Linked DNA regions of Mus musculus: regions 2 and 3 are each linked to region 1. The links are chromatin loops, found by intact Hi-C in ENCODE. Cell type or tissue: left cerebral cortex. All regions are shown on one strand. Region 1 holds the start of Npdc1 (neural proliferation, differentiation and control 1). Region 2 holds the start of Man1b1 (mannosidase, alpha, class 1B, member 1). Region 3 holds the start of Grin1 (glutamate receptor, ionotropic, NMDA1 (zeta 1)).

What was found. Peaks named below come from ENCODE experiments on the same cell type or tissue, not always from the same donor. Only the 100,000 strongest peaks of a DNase experiment are listed, where the experiment ranks them.
Region 2: it touches region 1 in a loop (3-fold over the local background); 2 of 42 quality-filtered maps call a loop at or near these places.
Region 3: it touches region 1 in a loop (9-fold over the local background); 2 of 42 quality-filtered maps call a loop at or near these places.

Annotation. Positions count from the first base shown.
Region 1 is chr2:25,397,715-25,405,714 of GRCm38, reverse strand. It overlaps Entpd2 (ectonucleoside triphosphate diphosphohydrolase 2), which reads right to left. Exons shown (of 9, transcript NM_009849.2): 3 at 7,564-7,714; 4 at 7,265-7,424; 5 at 6,956-7,183; 6 at 6,179-6,433; 7 at 5,979-6,098; 8 at 5,017-5,151; 9 at 4,392-4,945. The coding sequence ends at 4,742. Npdc1 (neural proliferation, differentiation and control 1) reads right to left here and starts at 2,665. Exons shown (of 9, transcript NM_008721.4): 1 at 2,350-2,665. The coding sequence starts at 2,461. In left cerebral cortex, CTCF peaks have their summits at 3,127 (motif pointing right) and 4,746; DNase peaks (open chromatin) are centred at 1,535, 2,629, 3,080, 4,764 and 1 more place; H3K4me3 peaks cover 2,921 bases; H3K27ac peaks cover 1,695 bases.
Region 2 is chr2:25,328,543-25,336,542 of GRCm38, reverse strand. It overlaps Man1b1 (mannosidase, alpha, class 1B, member 1), which reads right to left and starts at 3,800. Exons shown (of 13, transcript NM_001029983.2): 1 at 3,567-3,800; 2 at 3,000-3,108; 3 at 2,051-2,166. The coding sequence starts at 3,683. AA543186 (expressed sequence AA543186) reads left to right here and starts at 3,972. Exons shown (of 2, transcript NR_027448.1): 1 at 3,972-4,395; 2 at 7,822-8,000. In left cerebral cortex, CTCF peaks have their summits at 4,015 and 7,854 (motif pointing right); DNase peaks (open chromatin) are centred at 3,893 and 7,882; H3K4me3 peaks cover 2,087 bases; H3K27ac peaks cover 1,091 bases.
Region 3 is chr2:25,313,383-25,321,382 of GRCm38, reverse strand. Grin1 (glutamate receptor, ionotropic, NMDA1 (zeta 1)) reads left to right here and starts at 2,196. Exons shown (of 20, transcript NM_008169.3): 1 at 2,196-2,754; 2 at 4,494-4,628; 3 at 7,779-7,955. The coding sequence starts at 2,497. In left cerebral cortex, CTCF peaks have their summits at 4,350 and 6,436 (motif pointing left); DNase peaks (open chromatin) are centred at 1,002, 2,177, 3,121 and 4,490; H3K4me3 peaks cover 3,317 bases; H3K27ac peaks cover 1,881 bases.

The DNA.
Region 1 (8,000 bases):
GAAGACAGTGGCTGTCTCTGCCTAGCCTTTGTCTTCATGGCACTGGGAGACCTAAGATGCCACTGGCTTAGATACAATGAGGGCACTGAAAGGCCTGGGCTGATCGGTATTGGGGATGCCAGTCTAGGTCATAGTTCTGAGTCACATTTTTGGGGCCCAGAGCACAATGTTCTCTTATACCTGCCAAACAGTCCTATCGTGATGCAGCTACACAGAGCAGTGAGCTTTATGCCTCAGTTTCTCCTATGGGATATACACCTTCAGTTGCTTCAAAGGTAAGGAATAATCCCAGCCTGGAACTTTGGTCTCTGTCTTGGGAAGCCAGCAGGGCCAAGGAAATACCCAGCAGGACCATCAACTTCCTGTGTCTCTGGCCAGCCAGTTCCTTCCACTGCACACTGCAGGCAATGCTGTGGGCCCCATGGGATGTGTTAACCATAGCCTCCTATAGACTTTGCCTTAGTTTCCTTTGTTTTTGGTTTTGGGGGGTTTTCATTTTTTTTTTTTTTTTATATATGGTTTTTGGTTTTTCGAGACAGGGTTTCTCTGTGTAGTCCTGGCTGTCCCGGAACTCACTTTGTAGACCAGGCTGGCCTCGAACTCAGAAATCCGCCTGCCTCTGCCTCCCGAGTGCTGGGATTAAAGGCGTGCGCCACTACTGCACTACTTTCCTTTGTAATCTGACACTCTATGTCTCCTGCTAAGAAGTTCCAGAAGCTCTGGTGGCACACTGAATCCCAGGCTAGGCACCTTCTGTCCACCATAGACTGTCAGCAGCCTCCAGGAACAGCAACCTGAGCTTGGGACTTGAGAGAGTTAAACAGCACTGTGCTAGGAGGCTTACACGGGCTCCACCCACCAGCTGGGCTCCAGGGAGGCAGACAGTCCCTGCCCCTGGTGCTAACAAGCTAGTCAGACCTATACTAGAGGTGTAGCACAATGCTGGCTTTGAGCTGTAGGGCCTCCTTAGCCCACCAACCTACTGTTTTATCTTGGATAGAAAGTCCCTCTCCAGCCTGGGTCTCAGAACCAATGGCAGCTGCAGAGTATCTGCTTTTCTAACCATGCTAGGCTACCGGCCCTTCCTGGGCACTAGGTGTGATAAGGGGACGCTTAGTATGGGCCATGTCAAGTCTCTGCATTCAGCTATAGAGGCCAGTGGGCAGAGGCCAGCACATGCCCAGGGCTTCAGTACTGTGCCTTAGTCCCATCCATGAAGGGTGTCCACCAGGGAGGCAGGCTATTTGGCATCTCTGGTAAGGCCCAGTCTGGAACTCCACCCTCCTCAAGAGTCTCTTCCAGTCATGCCAACCTTCAGTCCAGTTCCTGGGTTGCTTGCCCAGCTCTTAAGGTCCCATATCCAGACCGATCTTGTTAGAGTCCACGTACCAGTCACCTCTCCATGCCCTCAGCTTCCTCATCTGTAAGCTGGGCTCAAAGCAGCTCCCACACATAGTTCCAGAAGAACTCAGTGAACATATGGGCAACCTCTCCCACTTCACTCCCCTCGGGGAGATACAATTTGGATCCTGTGGCTTCAGGACCCATCTGTCAAGAATGTTCTCCCAGAGCCAGGCAGTAGTGGTGAATGCCTTTAATCCCAGCACTTGGGAGGCAGAGGCAGGCATTGAGGCCAGCCTGGTCTACAGAGTGAGATCAGGACAGCCAGGCTATACAGAGAAACCATCTCGAAAAAAAAGAGAAAATGTTCTCCCAGTCAGGGAGTCACACTCTTCTAAACAGTCACTACACAGACCTCAGACCAGAGGACAGTGGTGCATGTCCTTCAGGGCAGGGGATGGGGCAGCTTGACCCCACTAAGTTGGAACAAGACCCTAGACCTGGAACCCTTAAGACCTTCCATGGGAACCCCTCTACACACACACACACACACACACACACACACACACACACACACACACACACGAACGAACGACAGGGCTGACATGCAAGGCCCACAGACCCCAAGAACAACCCTGCCAACGGGAAGCCCCAGAGACACACAAACAAAGACACAGGATCCCACTTATGGGCCACCAGAAACCAGATGGCTGCAGACCCAAAGACACACACCAGACTGATTCAGGGACCCAGAGACAAAGACCCAAAGCGCGTGAAATCTACATTCGCCTCCAAGGACCTGAGAGAAGATTCATCTAGCATGGCCTTCAACGGGCCTGACCTGTTTACCCAATCCATGCCCAGCGGACCGGGCCTGCCTGGCCTGTGGGCCTGGGTAAGGCCGGGGCGGTGGCAGGGAAAACCAGGGCGGCGCCGGGGGCAGGATTCTCCGCCCCGCAATCCCAGCCCCGGAGCACCCAACAGCCTGCGCCCAGAGCGCTCGCTCACCCGGGCGGCGGGCGGTGGCACCATTCAGGGCCGCTCCCAGGATGAGGCCGGAGAGCAGCAGCCGTAGCAGCCGCAGGTGCCGCGGGGAAGGCGGAGGGACGGGCGTCGCCATGCTTCAGCGCCGCTACCCGGGCAGCATGGCACCCCACGGCCCCGGGCTCGGTACCCACTCCGGGAACTGCGACTGGAGAAGCCGGGAAGCGAGAGGGGCGGAGGAGGAAGAGGAAAAGAGGAGGCGGTGGCGCTGACGTTGCGGCAATGGATCCGGGATGGGATGGAGGCGCGGCGGCCAGAGAAAAGTGTCGGGAGTGCGCCTGCGCGCTCCACCTGCGGGGGCGGGACATCTCCTCTAGTCTGAGCCCCCTCCCTCTGCATCCTGTTGGGGGGTCCCCTTTTGTCAGGCGTCTGAGTGCTTCGGGCCCTCTAGCCTCTACAGCAGAATGCCTCCTCATTCATTACCCAAGAATCTGACTTGGAATTGACTAACGGTGGGCGTCCCAGGATGCACGCCTTCTTCTTAGTGGTCCGACTGCCAAACCCTCACCACTCACCCTGTTAGAATGGAGGACCTTAGACTAGGGGAACACCAGGGACAAATCCTGGCTATGTAGACTAGGCTGACTGTTGCAGGTTTGCAAAATGTATCCCACAAAGGATAAAGAGGTGTATAGAGATATACAGGTGTACTCAGAGACGTGCCCGGGCTTTCTAAAACCAGGAAGAAAAGCATACAAGAGGCTCACAAGATCAAGCCAGACTCGCTCCCGAATGGTACCACCAGGGGGCGAGAGTAACTTGACGTAGTTGACAGTTGTCTGGGAGCTGTCCAAGGTGGTCATGATCCCAGGTAATGGCTTTCAGCTCCCTTGAGTCACACAACATGGAACATGCATGGTGCCTGGTGATCACCATTCATGTGCAGTCCCCTTTGAGCACACTCCACCCCCGCCAGAGACCTCCCCCTGGTTGAGTCATGAAGGCAATGTTGAAGATCAGTGTGGTGGTTCCTGCCTTTAATCCCATCTCTCAAGATGCTGAGACCAGCCTAGTCTACATATCGAGTTCCAGGACAGTCATGAATATATAATGAGACCCTATCTTAAGAATGAAAAACAGGCCTGGACGATGGTGGTGCACTCGGAGGCAGAAGCAAGCAGATCTCTGTAAGTTCAAGGCCAGCCAGGTCTACAAAGTAAGTTCCAGGACAACAGCCAAGGTTACACAGAGACCCTTGTCACATGCAAAAAACACAAACACCACACACAGAGAAAAGAACAAGGTTGAGTTCCTCAGCCCTCCACTTCTTCCCGTCCTTCAGGCTCACAAACTTAAAGAGGAGGCTGTCAGTGCAGGTTTATACATTTATCAAATGATTCTCTCTCTCTCTCTCTCTCTCTCTCTCTCTCTCTCTCTCTCTCTCTCTGTGCGCGCGCGTGCGTGCGCGCATGCGCTCACTAGCGGCTACCATCCCAACCCAGCCCTCAAGAGGCATTGACTGAACAGAAATAGTCTGAGCTAATTTTCCATAAAAGAAGCAAGGGAGAAGTCCACGCTTTTTTTTTTTCCCGAGACAGGGTTCCTCTGTATAGCACTGGCTGTCCTGGAACTCACTTTGTAGACCAGGCTGGCCTCGAACTCAGAAATCTGCCTGCCTCTGCCTCCCGAGTGCTGGGATTAAAGGTGTGTGCCACCACGCCCAGCGGGGCCACGCTTTTCCACCTACAGAAACTTAGGCTGTGGGATGCAAGTGCCTCTGATCTTTAGGTCTACTGATACTTCAAGTATAAGTTGGGGGGGGGGAGGACTTGGAGTGCAGCCTCAATTCCTACGGATGTCATCAAGGGTTCTCTGAGTCAGAGAAAACTCAGACTCAGGGACAACCCCAGACCAGTGTAGGTAGGAGTGCCTCCATTACCTCGGATCTGGTACAGAAAGGGAGGAAGCAAGAAAAGTACTGACTTGGAACCAGGTTTTATCCGAATAGCCAACACAGCTGGCAGGAGAAACGAGCAACAAATGATGCCCCACCCTATGGACACTTCACTGCTCTAGGAAAAAATCTTTTATTACAAATTTTTTTACAAGTAGGCATGGAGCTGACTCCTAGCCTGTAGTCTCTGGTGCTTGCCTTTCTAAAGGCCCAGACAGAAAGTACCCAGGGCCCTGAAGATCAATCAGAACAGAGGCTCCACTCGGAATGGACCTCACCCTGAGTCGCAGGCTAAGAGACCTGACATCCCAGGAAGAGAGCGGAGGATTAATTGAGAACACTCAGGGCTGCCCATGTAGACTTTCTGTGAGTGTAGATAAGGACCGTCCAGGCTGCTTCAGGGTCAGAGATGCCCTCGGGAAGAGAGATAGCCGGGAGTTGGGAGAAGCTCCCAGCGCACCCCTAGAGGGCGCCTGGGGACTTGGCAGAGCGCACCTGGCGCAAGAGCAGGACCAAAGCCGCCAAGATCAGGACTGTGAAGAGCAGCAGGAGAGCAACCCAGGAGCTGAAGTGGGTGCCCTTACGTAGTCCCGGGAGGTCAGCGGGAATCAGGTTGGTCAAATTCAGCATGTAGCCCAGCGCCCAGCCGACAGCCGTGTCTGCCGCCTAAGAGAGGGCGTGGCATCAGCCTCAAAGAGACCGCACGAGGAATCCTCCTGACCCCGCCATTTACCCACCTTCTTTTCGAAGACCACTCCACGGAAAGAGCGCTCGTCGAAGCGATAACCGCGGCTCAATAGCTGATGTATGAACATGGCTACAGCGCAGTAGTCAGGCAGGCGGGTCTGCTGTCCGGGTACTCGGGCCTGAAGCTAAGAACAGAATGAGACACCGTTAGTTTCAACACCACGAGAAGCTATGGCCCCCAGGGTACAGCATCCCCCTCCCACTACAGCTCAGGCCAAGAAAGGCAGGAAATACACAGAAAGACCTAGTTCAAAACGCCCTTCCCAGGCAGACACTCCTCTGGGATAAACCTCGTGACTGCTGGAAGGCCTGTGTTCTCCCCTCCCAACAGCTGGATGAGGAGGACAGCAAGGGTGGCCACCAGAAAATAGAGGATAGGAGCATTCTTGCATCATAATTAAAGGAACAGGCGTCCAGGTTTAAGTGTTGCTCTCTGACCAACTGGCCCCACTTTTTTGAGACCTTCCTGGGTGACTTAGATTAGAGGGACTTATTTCTCTAGGAGACATGGTGGCCACCTCACACTCCAGCTATCAGGGCCTCTCTATTCTTTCTGGGACTACTGTTCAGTCCGTGTCCAGGCCCGATTTTCAATTTCTCCAGGAATACCCCAAGCCCTGCTGAGTCTCTCCTGTGTCTTCCTCTCCCACTAGTGGGACACTCGTTCCCATGCTTTGTCCTAGACACCTGCCTTTCTGTCCCTTTCTGCTTTGAGGTCCTGTTGTCACAGAGACTTTGCAATTCCTGTTCTACGTGTTCCATACCTTGATTGTAGGATCAAACTCTGAGGAGACCACTGAAGATTTAGCTTACTCAGCCCCAAGCTCCCCACTTAAGCTGACTACTTCTTAAGGTAGTCAGCAATCTGAAATGACTGAGTCTCTCTATGGCGAGATAAATTGAAGGGGAAAGTGTCTTACCCAGATGTGGAGAATATGGGGACAGGCCTCACCTCAGCCCAGGTCTGGTTGCAGGTGGTCTCTGTGGCATCCTCCAGCTGCTTCAGGGTTCCCACAGGCAGCCCCATCACTGTCTTCAGGAAGTCTACAGTATAGTAGAAAGCAGAAAAGGCCTGTGGGAGAAGAGTGTGCAGTCACCCTGTCACCACATGCTTAGGGTCTCCCGTCCCCACATCCATCCACCCGGACTCACTATGAAGTTCCCAGCCACGGGAGGCTGGAAAACCCCATTGAAGGAGCATTGGGAAAAGGGACAGGAGGAGATATTGAAGAGCCCAGAGACGAGGTCACGACAGAGGGCAGCGTTGCTGGTCCCTGACAGGCTGACAGTGGCACTGCTGTTGAAGGTCTGGGGACGCTGACCCATAGTGCATGGAGACTGGTAGACTTCCCGGAGCAGCACTTGGGTGGAGTAGCCCTTTGGCCAGCAGGGGTGGAAGCGATGGATCTGGGGAGTTAGTGAGAGTACAGATAGAGTTCCCCACTCTAGCCACTGCCTTCCACCCCACCACAGGGAGGCAGCCTGATGAACTGTTCGTAAGTCCAACTTGGGCAACATCATTTTTGTGTTTGTGAGCAACCATGGCAACCATTACCTGATGGACAAACAGCAAACCTTTTGGCCAGGTATTCAAGGTTCTGAGATAACTCCCTGGCTCTCCTAATTCTCGGCCCCCATTCCTAGCTCTTTATACCACCAAGTTCCTCTCTGCCTGTCCTCAAGCTGAGGCACACCTAGCTGAAGAAGCTAGATGTTGTTTGAGGCTAAAGGCAGACATCATCATGGAGACAGGAACCCACTGTGGGCCTCACTGCTATGTGTATAGCCATGGGTAAAGGAGGCCACTCTTAAGGTTCCTGGGCTCAGTATGAGTTGCTTTTTGGCCCTGCCCTGTTGCCTTTTGTCCCTTCTCCCTCCCTTCCTCCAGAAGGCACCAGTATGGTGTCATGGTTGAGTTTGTAGACACACCTGGAGGGCACTGGCCAGAAGCCTCTGGAGAACCTGGTCCCGGCCATAGCAGAGGAAGCTATGGGTGTAGACACGGTAATGCTGGCCATAGAGCCGCAAATGGACCTCATTATCTGGATCTTCAGATGGACTGGTTGTCTCAAAGGTGATCTGTGTTGAGGCACCCCCAAGGTCCATGGCCCCCAGAGTTCCCTTCCTTGGCCGTATCCACCGGCCTACCCAGCCATACTGTGGAGAACAAAGGTTGGATTAAGACTGTGAGCAAGCAAGGCTGTCAGGACCCCAGGTTCTTTGGGCTGCAGGGCCCACCTTGATGAAGTTCTCCAGCAGGTAGTTGGCAGTCACCCAGCCAAACACCCCTTCATCCTGTCCCGAGAGGATGCGGGCACCACGGAAGTCAAAGGGGTACCGTGTGAGCGTCTGTGTCACTGCCTCCAGCACCTTGGCTGTGGCCTCTGGGCTGGTCAGGCTGTGGAATGGGGGAGGGGGACTCTGATGGAGCTCATCCCAGGTGCCCTCTGCCAGGCTTGCCCTCCTGAGAGCTTGCTCTGGGAGGAGAGTTCTACTCTGCTGAAGAGCTGTGCAGGCCCCTGGGTATAAGCACTCACTTGAGTAGGCGCATGCCTGCTGTAGCTCCCAGGTAGAGTGGAGTGCTGGCATATCTGTCTTTGGGCACATCCCGAAGTGCCTGTTCAAGACATTCAACCAGACTCTGGCCTGCCCTAGAAGGGTCATTTGCGTAGCTGGAGATGCCACCACCTAGAGAGAACAAGGAGTTGGTCCCAGGCTTGGTGGACAGTTTCCAGCATACACTATTGAAGCTATTTAGACACACCTTCCCAAATTGGAGACAAAGGGTCCAGGTGCCACCCAGAGTCTCTGATGCTGCCGCCTGCCTAGTAGCTGTGAGCACAGGTGCCCGTAGAAAGACTTGGGCATTGTCAGCCTAGCCTAGCATCCATAGAACCTACAGGGATACACCCTTAGGTCCTCAGAGGCTCACCTGCCTCATCTATAGTGTAGAGACCTGTTTTGGGTCATTAAA
Region 2 (8,000 bases), 69 kb after region 1:
CTGCAATGAAGACCCTCAGACAAGACAAGCTACAAAGACTGAGACCAGACCAGCTGCCTGAAAGAGCAGAACACAGCTGAGCTTCAGCCGAGCTTCCTGGAAGAGGGTTAGACCACCTGGAAAGGACACTCTTCGACCTGCTGAGCTGCCTGCAGACTGTTCAGTAGCTCCAGGTTTCCAGCTCTGTGAGCCCACACTGGGTAGGCACACAGCTGTCTTTGAGTCACTTCTCACACATATTCCTGTAAGTAACTCCAATGAAAGTCACTGGTTCACCAAGCTGGACTTTGGTGATATCCATACTTTGGTCTGTCATGGGCTTCCTATCTTGGGGTGAGTAAACATGTGTTATGCCTCTCCAGAAAAAGTTTTATCACACAAGACCCCTGAATTCTTTCTGTTAGGATAGTTCATGAGCTAGAGGCAAAAGAACACAAGGAAACAGGAAGCAGCATCCATCCCCATGGGGAAACCAGCATGTGCACAGGCCCTGTCTAGAGGCAAGTCTGCCAGCCAAGCTAAGAACAGCTCCACAGGGATGGCACACTCACTGTCCTTTTGCAAATTCTCCCCTCTCCCCATTATGGCCTGACCAAGACACTTGCCTGTCTACTTTCTTGTACTTTCTAGTGAGCATCTAGCAACTTAGAAACAAGCTTTTTGAAGAAGAAAAAGTACAACACTCCCTGATTAGAATGAAGGCACTCCTAAATTCACCAGGGCTGACATCCCATGTTTGGATCCCAGGCCAACTTTCATCCATTGTTGACCTGGAACCAGTACTGAGGAGACATTTTTCTAGAGTGGCAATCTGCAGAGGTTTCCTGTTTGTATGATACCCTATAGTCTTCAGGGATATGAAAACTCTACCTCTGCCCAAGACTACCCATAGAAGAAGTTGAAGACTTGCAACATCTGCTAGGTGTAGCCTTGGCTATGTGAAAAAAAAAAAAAACCACAAACACAAAAACAAACAAACAAACAAACAAACAAAACCCAAATAGCCAAAGGCTTTAGAGATGTAGAACTCAACTGCAGTGGACAACTACCCCAACTCTCAAGAAATCCGAGTCTGGCCCTATCACAAGTCAGCTCTCAGCAACTGGCTCTTTTATTGCCAGACCCCTGAATTTATTGCCTCTGACCTACCTCTGGGCTCCACTCCATCTGCCCCATTTCCACAACCCTAAGCTTCTCAGACTGAGTACTCCAGGATGAGGCCTGCCTGTCCCAACCCCTTCTAGACAAACTACACTACCTCTCTACCCAGGATTCCCCAGAAATGCCTCCTCTATCAGGTGATTCTAATACCACCCACCCATAATGGCCCCACGCTGCCTGTTAGGTACAACACAGCATCAGATGGAGCTGCTCAGTGTTCCTTGACTCTTACTCATTTCTCAAAGGCGCCTCTGTATGGGGACCCTCACTCTTTTCCACACCGTAACTTCCCTGGGCGGCATCTTGCTCCACTGTGCAGTACCTCTGCCTGGGCAGTCTCCTCTCCCTCCTCAGCTCTTCCTGAGCACACTGTCCCTCAGGCACCACAAGAACCACAATTGGACAGATCCCAGTTTCGACACCCCAGCCTAGCTCCAGCAGGTCACTTTACAAAGGTCTATCTCCTTCAACCTTGCCCTGCCCACCCAGACAGAGACAGAGGCTTCTTAAATGGAGGCAGGGGTGGTTCCGCCTCTCAACACTGATCTGTACTCTGACACATGCCAACCAACTAACTGTCTCATCTATTTACGGCTGGCCTCTCACCTGCCCTTCCTATCGGCTTCTGTGGTTCCTCCAAAGAGGAAAGTCTCTTTCCTCATCAGTGGGCAGCCAACACATGCCTGACACAGGAGCTTAATCATGTCATGGTGGCGTTCAAAGGGAATGAAGCAAATGTCTGCCTCTTTCTTGCCCAACTTCATACAGTCAGCCTCACCTGAGCCAGTGTGAGGCTGGCTGTGACAGGGAAGAGAGGGTAGCATTTACCAACCTAGAGTGCTCCAAAACAGACCCCAGTGACAACCCACAGAGCCCTTACTGGAAATACCTGAGAGAGTATGTCTGCAAACCCTTCTTGTTCAGCACTTTCCTTCTGAGGCGCTGGTAAGACAGGCAGGACTTCTTGCTTCATCTTCTCTACTTCTGCAGGTCTGCCACTCAGAGCTGTGGAAGCAAACCTTTTCACCTTAAGGCCCATTACAGGCTCCAGAACAGATGTCTAAACAGGTGCTATTTGTTTCAGGTAGTGAAACCTCCAAGAAGCACTGAACTCAAGAAGGCCCAGAGGAATCAAATCTGCTGTTAGTGTCATTGTATCTTGGAGAGAGTTTGTCTGTGGAGCCCTGGCTTTGTAAACCAGGCTGACCTCAAACTCAGAGTCACCTGCTTCTCCCTCCCAAGTGCTGGGATTAAAAGCGCCACCACCTCCCAGCTTGAGCAGGGTTTTATGTAGCCCAAGCTAGCCTCAACTCCTGATCCTCCTACCTCTATTTCCCAAGTGTGAAGACCACAGTCTTTTCCAGGCTGAATTCTTTTTCAAGCATTTGGCAGAGTGTGTCCTTAAACACAACATACAACAACCCCCTCAGCCCCGCAACATATCAATTTAATAGTGCCCAAACAGGCAGCTTGACTTGAGCAATCTGAAGCAATGTTTGGGTTTCCAACCTTAAAGCAGCCCAGAAGGAATCCTAGGATCCTCTCAGGATATCCACTGGTCCCAGGCAAACACACTGTACCACGTGGTAGGGACATGTGATTAGTGCTGATCTGCTGCTATAGACTGATGGGGAGGGGAGGGACAGCACTGTTGGCCCAAAGACCTACAGGGTCACCTGTACACCAGTTGGTCATACTGGGCTCCACATTTTCCCCTCTGCTGTATTTATTGCCAATCTGTCACCACATGCCTTGTGGTACTGTTTTATCTGGATTGCAATACTGTATCTGACCTCAGCCTGCATCTCCTCTGCTCGAGCACCACTGGTATTTCATACCTTTCCACTGGTCAGCCGTATGAAGAGAGTACAGGAATCCACAGAGAATCAGAAAGCCCAAGACGAAGAGAATCACATTCCGCTGTAGCCTCGAAAGCTGCTTCCATTTCTAAGAAAGAGCCGGGAAAATGACACTTGTCACAGATTCGGTTAAAAGAGCAATTCAGAGAGACCCTTATGTAAGGCTTGTCCTTACTTGAGGGCAGGTAAGTTCCCTCTCAGCAAAGTTTACATTGACAGAACAGTGCTAGAGGTGACAGAGCACACCATCCCATACATGGCACAAGATCTGTACACCATGTGTCCAGCTGCACGTGCACTGGAGAAAAACTCCTGAAATCCCCATGACTTGGCTCAGGCATCGTCGGACCATACGGGCTGTGCTCATTGCCCCCTCAGCTCAGGATCCCCAGGGCACCTGACATTAGGCAGGGGAAGCAACCACACCGAAACCCAAGCTGCGAGAACCAGACGCAGCACAGAAACTTCTGGACGCTGGAAGAGACACGAACGCTCCAGCTAGGTACTTCCCTCGGTAAGGCTTCCCCAGCCCGGACCCCGCCTCACCCTCCAGCATGAGCGCCGCCGCCGGCTCTTGCTGTTGTCGTAGCTCTCGCCCAGGCTCAGCGTCACCGAGATGAAGTCCCGGTGAGGCGCCGGCGGCGGCGCCGGCGGTGGGTACATAACTGCGAAGCCGGCCCAAAAGACCTCGCTTGCTGGAGGCGTCAGGAAGCCCAAGACTGAGAAAGACCGCGGGCTGCCATAACGAAGGCATCCACACCCCGCCCATCGCCCTAAACACCAGTGCGCACGCGCCGCGTCTTATCGGTCGTTGCGCAAGCTCAGAACCCTAGTCTAAGCACCGCGCCTGCGTACACCCTTGTGCTGGTATTTCCTGGCGGGTCACTGGCGTCACGATACCCGCCCCTGTGCCGTTGACGTTATTTCATCGCGTCCTTACGTCGCTGAATCGCGCGCATCCGCTCCATTGCAGGCGTCCTGCAGACTCCCTGTTGGGGGCGGACTGACTACGGTTTGGAGAAGTGTTCTTTGTTGCAGTTACGTCTGGCTTGAGTTGTGGACTATCACCCTTGCCGGAGTCCTGCGCTCGATCTCGGGGAGCGGGCATCACCCTGGCGCGCCTGGAGGTGAAACGCAAAACTCCTGACCGGAGGAAGGGACGGCCCTGCTGAGGCTGAGTCCTGGGGTGGCTCTGCGCCCTGAGGCCGCGGCCTGGCCTTTCTAGTCGCTCCGGCCTGGGAGCGACCCTTTCTGCGACCATTCCGCTCCTAGCCCTACCTACGTACTCGGCAACGGGTTTAAAACGACCTCACTTTTCCGTGCGCGTGGTTCCCTCGAGGAAAACATGCAAAACGACAAAACTGCCCACTGTCCGGTGGGTGAAACTGCTGCTTCCCAACTTACTTGTGGTATTTCTGAGCATTTGGAGAGTTCCCTACGTTGCGATCATTTAGTTTGAATCTCCTACAGAAGACCTACCTGATCCCGCGCCCCTTCCCTACATTTTTTTTTTTTTTTTTTTGTGGGGTTGGGGGAGGTTCGAGACAGGGTTTCTCTGTATAGCCCTGGCTGTCCTGGAACTCACTCTGTAGACCAGGCTGGCCTCAAACTCAGAAATCCGCCTGCCTCTGCCTCCCGAGTGCTGGGGTTAAAGGCGTTCGCCACCACACCCGGCCCCTTCCCTACTTTTAAGTCCTCACAGATCGCTATTACAATAGTGCTCTCAAATGTAGGTTTTCGGAACCATGGCAGATGGTGCAATGACTTTGAGGTCTGCATATCTTCCAAAATGAAGGCGGAGTTCTTGTTGGCTATTCACGCCAACTCAAGCCAGGTCTACACATTCCCACGTTCTGCTACTGCTTATGACCATGAGGTGGCAGTTGGCATACCAAAGGGCTAGTTAGAGCTCTACGTTAAAAAAAAAAATAAACCTTTGAGGGAAGAAATAGGAAGAGTTTGTTAGACCAAAACAAAATCTGGAGCTGAAAATCTTCCAATTCAAGCCAGGCAAGAATGATAAGCCACTGTGGGACAAATCCTTGTCCAAGTTCAGAATCTAGCGACATTGAAGGTCTTGAAGGGGTTGAAAGAGGAAAACCAAGTCAGCCACAGAGAGCAATGATGAAGTAACCTTGCCCTTCTCATAATTAAAGCAAAGCAACACCTGTCTGTGCCCATATACAGACTCTTAACACTGCAGAGGTAAGGAAGTTACATAGTTCCAAGCCAGCCTGGGCCCCAGAGTGAGTGAAGTCTTGTCTAACAGTACTCAAACAATGGGAAGCTATACCTTTAAGCACACAGAAATTCATTATAGGCCATATATAAGACCTAAAAGAAGTCGAAATAAATTTGGAAAGATTTTGGTCACATAACATATTTTTAGCCATATTTGGACTAGAAAAGTGAGAAATCAATAAATATTTGAAAAGCGTAAACACCACTCTAAATAAGAGGGTTTTGGGTTTTTTTTAAATCACAAACTAAATTAGAAAATAATGTTGAATCAAATGAAAAGGGGGGCTGGAAAGGTGGCTCATTGGTTTGAAGGAGTGTACTATTGTAGAGGACAAGGGTTCCCACATCAGGCACCTTACAACCACCTGTAACTCTAGACCAAGGGTGCCTCTGTGAGCATCTTTATGCAAATGTACATACACACATAAAATTAAAAGTAATATATTTTTGAAAAATTTGAAACTTTGGTTATAAACTTTTACAATAAAAGTGATGGAGGGGGGCTGGTGAGATGGCTCAGTGGGTAAGAGCACCCGACTGCTCTTCCGAAGGTCCGGAGTTCAAATCCCAGCAACCACATGGTGGCTCACAACCATCCGTAACAAGATCTGACTCCCTCTTCTGGAGTGTCTGAAGACAGCTACAGTGTACTTACATATAATAAATAAATAAATCTTAAAAAAAAAAAAAAAAAGTGATGGAGGGGGCTGGAGAGATGGCTCAGTGGTTAAGAGCACTCACTGCTCTTCCAGAGATGCTGAGTTCAATTCCCAGCAACCACATGGTGGCTCACAACCATCTGTAATGGGATCTGATGCTCTCTTCTAGTGTGTCTGAAGGCAGCTACAGTATACTCATATACATAAAATAAATAAACAATTATTTAAAAAAAAAGTGATGGAAAGCCTTAACTGTTTCCACATTAGCAGACTGGAGGAAGAGCTAGCTGTAGCCCCACCTGTGCTTTCAATACTCAGGGGGCTGACACTGGAGGATTTCAAGTTCAAAGTTAGAACTGAATGAGACCCTGTTGGGGAGGATGGAGAAGAAAGGAGGAAAAGAGGGAGAAAGGGGGAGGGAAGAGAGAAATAGATTGTAAGAGACATAAGTCTTTTATATGTCAGATCTTATATGTGGCCTATGATGAACACTTGTGCATTTGAAGGTATAGCTTCCTGTTGTTTGGGTACTGTGTGATAGTTTCAGTTAGGCCAAATGGTTGCCAGCACTGAACAGCAAGATAGAAGACAGTGTACTCATAAATCAAGAGGCTTAGGTAAAATAGAAAAACTCTTAAGTTACAAGGTGGTAAAACCAACTCAAGAAGTGGGAAATGGAGAAATACCTATAAAGAAATTTACTTTAAATCTGTGGCACACCCTACAATCCCAACACACTGGAGGTTAAGGCAGAGGGATTTCACGGTCAGAATTGGTGGTTGAGTTGGGAGAATTTTTGTGAGCTTGAGGATAATCTAAGCTACACAGTGAGTTTAAGGCCAGTTTGAAATGTGTAGTAAAGCACCGTCTCAAACAAAACCACCCACCCACCAACAAAAGGGTCCGAACCGGCCGGGCGTGGTGGCGCACGCCTCTAATCCCAGCACTTGGGAGGCAGAGGCAGGCGGATTTCTGAGTTCGAGGCCAGCCTGGTCTACACAGTGGGTTCCAGGACAGCCAGGGCTACTCAGAGAAACCCTCTCTCGAGAAAACCAAAAAAAAAAAAAAACAAAAACCAAAAAAAAAAAAAAAAAAAAAAGGTCTGAACCGTATATGTCTCCCTTCTCATAAGGCCACACCAGCATTCTTCCAGCTACTTGAGCCTATGAACTTTGGAGTTATTCTTGGGCCCTCATCTTTCTTTTAGGACAGGGCTCCTCTGTCCCTGGCTGTCCTGGAACTACAGAGCAGGCCAGCCTCAAACTCAGGGAAATCTACCTGCCTTTGCCTCTTGAGTGCTGGGATTAAAAAAGTGTGGAGTTTTATCTAAACAACAAAAGTAATTATATTGAGTCATGGTCCTTAACACTTATTTAGACTGGATTTAACATTAGAGAATTCATCTTGTGTAAAACCCTAGGACTATAAAGAACAGGTGAGGTCTTTAAACCTCAATCCTTAGTCAGGATAAATGAATTCATATTTGTAGGAACTACATGTAATTACTCTGAATGGGTAAGATATGTATTCTCTTTATAAATGTAAAAAGTAGAGTAAAACCTTTGCTCAGACCTCAATCTCTCTCTCTTTCTCTCTGTCTGCCTGTCTGTCTGTCTGTCTGTCTGTCTCCACTCAGCTCTGTAATGACAGAAGATATGTGCTGTCATGCCTGGGTTTTCATATAGGTCTGTGTTATGGAGTTCCCGACCCCTGAAAAAAGCTTAGAGACTGAATCCAATTGTAATTAAAAGATTGATTGATTATGGCTGGCTGAACAACAATCTCTTGAGCCAAACCTAAAACTAACATGAGAAGGTGGATGAAGAAAGGATCGTTTTTATTATTTTATTTTTATTTTATTTTTTTGAAATTTTTATTTTATGTGTATCGGTGTTTTGCAGGCATGTATGCATACCTTTTGTATGAAGTATCCATGAAGGCCAGAAGAGGGCACTGTTGCCACTGGGACCAGAGTGACCAATTGTTAGTCATGTAGTGTTCGTACTGGGATTCGAGCCTGGAAGAGCAGCCAGTGTTAATCACGCAGCCATCTCTTCAGCCCCCAAGGGAAGGACTTTTA
Region 3 (8,000 bases), 84 kb after region 1:
ACCCCTTCACAGTTGGGCTGCAATTGGCAGAGCAGTGGAGTAGCATGGGTAGACTCATAAGCATTCATAGTCTCCTTTGTTGATGCTCTTTACACAACAGAGTTTCCTATACTAGCCTGGGGGCAGATCCCATCCAGGGGTTCCACCACAGAACAATTCTGAGCATCTTTGGTCATGTTCACAGCCTTTGCCTCCCCAGGACCCCGTGAGGTCTCAACCCAAGACAGTTTGTCAGTCAGTCTGTTACTGCAGCAGGCAGAAACACGATTGGTGGCTTGTATGACTGTATCCAACCAAGCCCCTGAGGAATAAGAGGGAACAGAGTCAAAAGAGATGGTGGGTCGAAGAGGCTGTGCCTTCTCCCTGCCCTCACTATTGAGCCCTTTCCAAGGAGTTTAGACCAAAAGATTGAGGACCCACAGCCCAAGAAGAGCCCAAGAATTGCTGGCAAATGGGCTCTCAGGAAGGGAAACTCTGTTGCGTGACAAATCTTCCCTGGTATAAATAAGTAGCTCTACCATGGTCAATTTCAGATTCCTACGTGGGAACAACTACCTACTGATCATTGAATATTCAGCAAAAAGATCTAACATGTCAGAAGGAACAGTCTTTGGTTCATGGGGTGGATGGGTGGTTCCTGCCCTATCATGAAGTGACAGAGCCCAGGCCCACCCCTATACAGCCTTCAGGCCCTGACTTGTCAGAAACCACAGATGTCTGGAGATGGCCCCAACATGTGTGCAGATGGTGCCAGCTCCGGGACTCCTGAAAGCTGTTAGAGCCTCGAGGCCATGAGGCTGAGCTCTTTCCTCTGTGTTCTTTAATGCCAGAACAGAGAGTGTGCAGACATGGAACCTCCGGGCAGCAGAGAAAAGAAAGGGAGCCAAGACAGGGGTCTTAGACAGTGCCACAGGCCTGCCTGTCCTCTGCTCTGGAAGACAGCTTTAACAAGAGGACTCAGGAGTGTGAACGTGTGGGTCCAGGATTCTCCCCTGCACTGCTCAGCACATAGGTGTGACGACCTCCTCCTTTATCCCCTAGGAAGCATTTACAGGGGAGCCTGCAAAATCCTGGTTGCTATTGGAAATACTGATGTCACTGGCAGGGGTGGAGCTTCAGCAGTTTTTTTTTTTTTTTTAATTTGGGAAAGGCTGTACTTTACATGGCAGGAGGGGGACAAAGAATTAGGATTGCCAGACTGAGAAACAAGGAGAGCTCTGGGAAATGACTGCTGGGAGCAAGATGCAGTTCACACTGGTGAACAGCCAAAGAGAGGAAGCAGGGAATACAAAATAATCTAATTCAGACAGTGCTGCCTGATGTCTAACCTTGCTTTAGCTGCTATAAACAGCTTCCTCTGTCCTTGGTCTCCTTCAGGTCTCCTAGAAGGTACCACTCTATAGTAGAGGAGCCAATGTCACACCTATTTTTTCTTTTTCTTCTTTTTAAATTTTCTTTCTTTTCTTTTCTTTCCTTTCCTTCCCCCCCCCCCCCCCCGAGACAGGGTTTCTCTGTATAGCCCTGGCTGTCCTGGAACTCACTTTGTAGACCAGGCTGGCCTCGAACTCAGAAATCTGCCTGCCTCTGCCTTCAGAGTGCTGGGATTAAAGTCGTGCACCACCTCCGCCCGGCCGTCACACCTATTCTTAACCTCCAGAAGGGAGTCTAAGTCACGGATCCAAGGTGTGGTGTTCCCCTCCCTCCAATTTGGTTTTATTTATTTATAGACAGATCCTGTTACTCACTATGTAGCCCAGGCTGGCCTTGAACTCTAGCAATCCTATCTCACCCTCTAGAGTGTATCCAACTCTCTCCTATAATACTGAGCCCTATCAGAAGGAAATCACCAATATCCTTCCCCCAGCGGTATAGAGGGACAGGGCCTCTTCCTGACCTTGGAAGAATCAAGTCCCAAAATATTACAAACTGTAGGTAAGAACTTCTACTTGAGCGCGCACACTCAAGCATTCACAATGCATTCCCTCCTGTTTAAATACACTTAAGAGTGCAGGTGCACGTGGTGATAAGAAACCCGGCTCAGCTATCGCAAGTCGGGACCACACGGATGACTGTCCCTGGTTCTCTGTATGCTAACGCGCGTGCACATGCCCACGTGGGCGCGTCTCACTCGCGCGCTCCAAGCATTTACGCCAACGCAGGCGCGCGTCAGGAGGCGCGCGCTCGACTCCGCGTCAGGAAGCGGGGGCGGTGGGAGGGGTAGAACGCGTAGGTCCCGCTCACGACTCCGCAGCTGCTGCAGTCGCCGCAGCATCGGGACCAGTCGCACAGTCCAGGCAGCTGTCTTTTTCGCCTTTTCCGCGCGGGTGTTCGAGCAGCGCCCAATACGCTTCAGCACCTCGGACAGCACCCGCCGCGCTCGCCCTGGGCTCCTGAAGAATCCGCGGGTGCTTGACCGCGCGGGGGCCCGGGGGTCCGTACATCGCGAGGTGGTCGCGCTCGCGCAACCCAGAACCAGGCCCGCTGTGCCCGAGGCTCATGAGCACCATGCACCTGCTGACATTCGCCCTGCTTTTCTCCTGCTCCTTCGCCCGCGCTGCCTGCGACCCCAAGATTGTCAACATCGGCGCGGTGCTGAGCACGCGCAAGCACGAGCAGATGTTCCGCGAGGCAGTAAACCAGGCCAATAAGCGACACGGCTCTTGGAAGATACAGCTCAACGCCACTTCTGTCACCCACAAGCCCAACGCCATACAGATGGCCCTGTCAGTGTGTGAGGACCTCATCTCTAGCCAGGTGACCACTACTTCCTCTCTCCCCTGCTCCTCCACCATCCTCCACTGCCCCAGTTTCATTCGATCCTTCCCTGGTCCTTCTCAGTCTCCTTACCAGACCACCCCAAGCCAACTGGTCCCTGGAAAGGCCTGGGACAAATGTCTGTGTCTGCTGGTTCCCCCTGGACTGGTCCTCAGAGGACCATGTGTGCTGTCATGTGACTATCATTGGTGATCTGTTCCATCTAGTCAGTGTGGTTCTAGACATTTTGAGCACAAGATGGAGGAGCACTTCAGGGAACTGGCTGGATGAGGCCTGGGGCTATCTTTGTTTCTTTCCTTACCTCTCTTCCCTTCCCCCATTCATGGGTCTGCATAGGATGGTCCAGGTGCCAGAGCAAACAGGCTCTGCAGGGGTTGGAGTGAGGACTGCGCATGCCAGAGACACCAAGGCACAGAGTGGGAGCTGAGTGCAGTGTGCTGCAGGGGAGGACATGTTGCTGGTGAAGCTGTCCTCCCCTAGCTGAACTGGCTGCTGAATTCCAATGAAGCCATGAGAGTCACTGCAATGCACCATCTTATGTAAAATGAGGACAGGAACAGAGACTGTGCCAAGTCTATTAATACTTGCTTTTCAAAGGACATCTACATCCATGAACATATCTGCTCACACACATGTTCATGCACATGGCACTAGCACACACTACGTCTCAAAATAACACAGTCAACTGCACATGCTCACTCACACACATCTGTATATCCATGGACACCCTGCTTGATATGGTCAGTGCACATAGCAACACTGCTTCCATCATGAGAGTCCTATATCAAGATAGACACACTGGTGTGTATAGTGCAAACATGCTCCAGCCCTTGCTCAAGAATACCTACATACCTTCATACACATGCATACCTACATACAATGTGACCTAAAGTGTGCAGGCTGGGGATCATGGTGAGGGCAGTGAGAAGCAGTCCTCACATTGCAGAGTGTAGAGGCCATGCCAGAGTTTTGTGTCCCCATTCCCACCCTGCCTCACTTTACAAGCGGTGAGCCCTGGTCAGAAGAGAGGATCTACCAACTGCATGTGCCTCTGTGTGTGTGTGTGTGTGTGTGGTGTGGTGTATGTGTGTGGTATGTGTGGTGTGTATGTGTGTGTGGCATGTTGTGTGTGTGTGTGTGTTGTAGTGTGTGTTGTGTGGTGTCTTGTGTGTGTGGTGTGTGTGTGTTTGTGTGGTGTGTGTGTGTGTGTGTCATGGTGCGTGTGTGTTTGTGTGGTGTGGTGTGTGTGTGGTGTGTATGTGTGTGGCATGGTGCATGTGAGTTGTGTGTGTGTTTGTATGTTGTGTTGTGTTGTGCGTGTGTGGTGTGTATGTGTGTGGCATGGTGCATGTGTGTTGTGTGTGTATATGTGTGTTTGTGTTTGTGTGTTGTGTTGTGTGTGTGTTGTGTTGTGTATGTGTGTGGCATGGTGCATGTGTGTTGTGTGTATATATGTGTGTTGTGTGTGTGTTGTTTGTGTGGTGTGGTGTGTGTGGGGTGTGTGTGTGTGGTCTACATCCCTAGATCTTGCTCAGTGCTGCCCCTTCTCTACAATAGGTGGCTTATTCTCTTGTGTCTTAGATGTGTGGGACTTTGAGCACAAATGGCATCACCTGGGCCCCTGGCGGGCGGCTCCAGCTCTGGCTACTTGGGATCTCAAATCCTAATACAGTGTTCCTCCTACGCCACAGAGCTGACTCTGTCTCCTGTATCCACAGGTCTACGCTATCCTAGTTAGTCACCCGCCTACTCCCAACGACCACTTCACTCCCACCCCTGTCTCCTACACAGCTGGCTTCTACAGAATCCCCGTCCTGGGGCTGACTACCCGAATGTCCATCTACTCTGACAAGGTAAGCCGTCAGAACCAATTATCTTCCTCTCCCTGTGGTCAGCTCCAGGCAGCACATAAGTCACACACTCACTCATAACCACACAGACATACCTCACACTAGGTCTCACAGGTACAGGTATAGAAGTTATCCATTCTCAATTGCACTAATATTCAGGCCTGTGAGAAGTTAGTCACATACATGTTTATATGTGTTCACACTCGGTCACCACACATTAGCATTCACACTCAAATCCCAGTGCTCATGCTCTCATGCTCTCACACAGCCGCACACACTCTTTCATGCAACACCAGCATCCTCACAGATACTCATACAGTCGCATGCACTCAGGATGGTTCCTAATGACAGGCAAAAAGAAACAGTAACACCCCCTTTGGGGAGAAGAGGGCTTCGTGGGCTAAACAAGGGGTGACAGGGAACTTCCTAGGACAAGTAGGTTTTGTATGCAGCAGCAAAAGAGTTGGAGAGAAGTTTCTAAGAGCAGCAGGTGCCTGGATGGAGACGTACTCAGGTAGACAGGGATGCTGTGGACCCCAGTCTTGCCAACTGAAGTGCACATAGGAGATGGAACACAGGGTAGACAGAACACAGGGTAGCTTGTGGCAGGAGACTGCATGTCTCAGGGACTAAAGGATCTCAGATCAGCATTCTGGAGAGCTCTTGTGGCCTAAAGGCTGGGCTAGCCTCCATTCAGTTGGGTCCAAATGCTGAAGAATAGCTACTGAGTTATAGGAAACCACGACCCAGAGACACAGAAAACTTGCTCTAGATTATATGAGTTTTAATTTTCCATGATGTTGTAAAACTCTATCAACTGGGATGCAATCCAGCTACCCTTTTGTGGTATGCGTTTTGGGGTCCAGCTGTGGTTCCAAGTCCTCTGCTTCCTCCCTCTCAGGGTGTCCAGATGTTGCTTCACACTGGGCTGAAAGGATAACATGGAACCCCAAAGGAAAGGAGTTCTGCAGGATCCCAGTCTGACTGGGAGTGAATGGGGGGCGTTGAGAGGGTGTGGGAGTGGGGGGAGAGAGAAGGCTTTTCTGTGGATCTTAGTGTTACAGCTCTTTTAGGAGAGGGACTTCTCCCACGATCGTCAATGAAACAGCTCTCTAAGATGATCTTAGCTTGTGTATAAAGCCCACCTTTATTCAGGATGGGCTTGCATGCATACACTTTATTTGGGGTGAACAGAATGAGAATATCCAGGGTGGGTGTAGATCATTGGATGAAGGCTAAGGTACTGAGATACCTCATCAGCTTGGGAAGGCACTCCAGGGATCTCAGAACATTTCTACCTAATCTTTGTCAGGTAAGTGGTAGGGTCCTGTGTCCCCTGAGTAGAGAAGAGGAAGCACTGCTAATCTAGCAATGTCAGACTTCGACCTCTAGCATCAGGGTCTCTGGATACCCAGTGGACTAATAAACACCATAGTCTTCTCCCTGTAACCTGTAGACTTGGACAGCCTATAGCTATCCGGGAGCCACAAGGAGACAACCAGCCAGTGCCTGGGATCAGCCAGAGGGCTGTGGGCTGCACGGGAGGTCTCCAGATATCCCCAGGCCCTCCAGAGTTGAGTCTTCCTGTCCAGAGCCCACAGTTCTTGAAAAATCTGTCTTAAGGAAGGGAGTCTGGCCATTCAGACCCAAGCATGTGGTGGGTTTGCCATTTGGTGACAAAAGGGACTCAGAGAGGGCTGGAGAGATGGCTCAGAGGATAAGAGCACTGACTACTCTTCCAAAGATCCTGAGTTCAATTCCCAGCAACTACATGATGGCTCACAACCATCTCTAATGGAATCTGATGCCCTCTTCTGGTGTGTCTGAAGACAGCTACAGTGTACGAATGTATATTAAATAACTATTTTTTTTAAGGGCCTCAGAGGGAGGACTTGTAGGAGGGCCTGTCGGGAGAGGATCAGACTGAGGTCAAGAGCCTCACATACCTAGGCACCTAAGCCACTCTTTGTATGCCAATGAGGAACATGCTCTCAACCTATGCCTCTTGGCCATTTGTCCTCTGGAACACTTTTGCCCTCATGTATAAAAGCAAGTATCGACCATAAGAGGTGAAGTAGCCAGGACAAACAAGAAACCAGGAGGAGGTCCCATAACACAGCTGGACCACAGGCCAACCCACTGGGCCTGTGAAGGGCCAGAGGTGGGGCCAAAGATCACAGGTACACTCCAGCCCCTGATGACTCCAACTCAAAGTCAGCCCTCTGCCCATCACACTGCAGGCCAGAAAGAGCGAGTCACAGCACCAAAGTTAATGCAAGCTGCCTGCAGCCAGCTGCAGAGGCAGTGAACATTCTATCTCTCCAAAGCACTGCCCCAGACCACCAAGAGGGAACTGGTAAAAAAAAAAAAAAAACCTAGAAGCATCAGAGAACCAAGAACAGTGTAAGTCATGAGCACACAGAAGGAGCCAAGCTCACTCAGACAGACATAGACAGGTCCTGGCAGCTAGGGTCATTTGAGCAGCAAGGCACTAGTAAGCCACAGCCTCTGGCTCAAGGGAAGAAAGGCAACCCAAGTTTGACCCCAAGACAGAAAACTTACAGATAAACGTAGTTGTTATTTTCTTTTTTTTAATTTATTTATTATTATAAGTAATACATTGTTGCTGTCTTCGGACACACCAGAAAAAGGCATCAGATCTTATTACAGATGGCTGTGAGCCACCATGTGGTTGCTGGGATTTGAACTCAGAACCTTCGGAAGAGAAGTCAGTGCTTTTACCCACTGAGCCATCTCTCCAGCCCCAGTTGTAATTTTCTTACCAGCTCCTTGGATGGAACCCAGAGCCTTGTTTGCACTAGGCAAATGCTGTACTACTGAGCTATACCCCCAGCCCAAAATACAGTTATTGAAACTGGGGAGAGCACCATGTGAGATCTGTTGAGGTCTTGGGGAATGGGGGAAGCTTCTATGTCAACCTTTCTAAGGGAGTGCTGTTGGGAAGGTGGCAACCACCCTAAGAACTGAGACTTCACTCACCTTAGGGTGCTACTGAAAATGCCAACTATCTACTCTCACAGGAAATGCTCCAGGGAAGGAGGAAGGGCAGGTGGGAGGAAGTGACCCCATCAGTGGGAGAGGGGAAAGCAGACTTAGCCTGGTCCTGCCTCAGCCTCTCGGTCGCACCCACAGAGCATCCACCTGAGCTTCCTTCGCACCGTACCACCCTACTCCCACCAGTCCAGCGTCTGGTTTGAGATGATGCGCGTCTACAACTGGAACCATATCATCCTGCTGGTCAGCGATGACCACGAGGGCCGGGCAGCGCAGAAGCGCCTGGAGACGTTGCTGGAGGAGCGTGAGTCCAAGGTGAGGCCCTAGCCCTGAAGAGGTCCTTGTCCAGCAGGAGCAGGC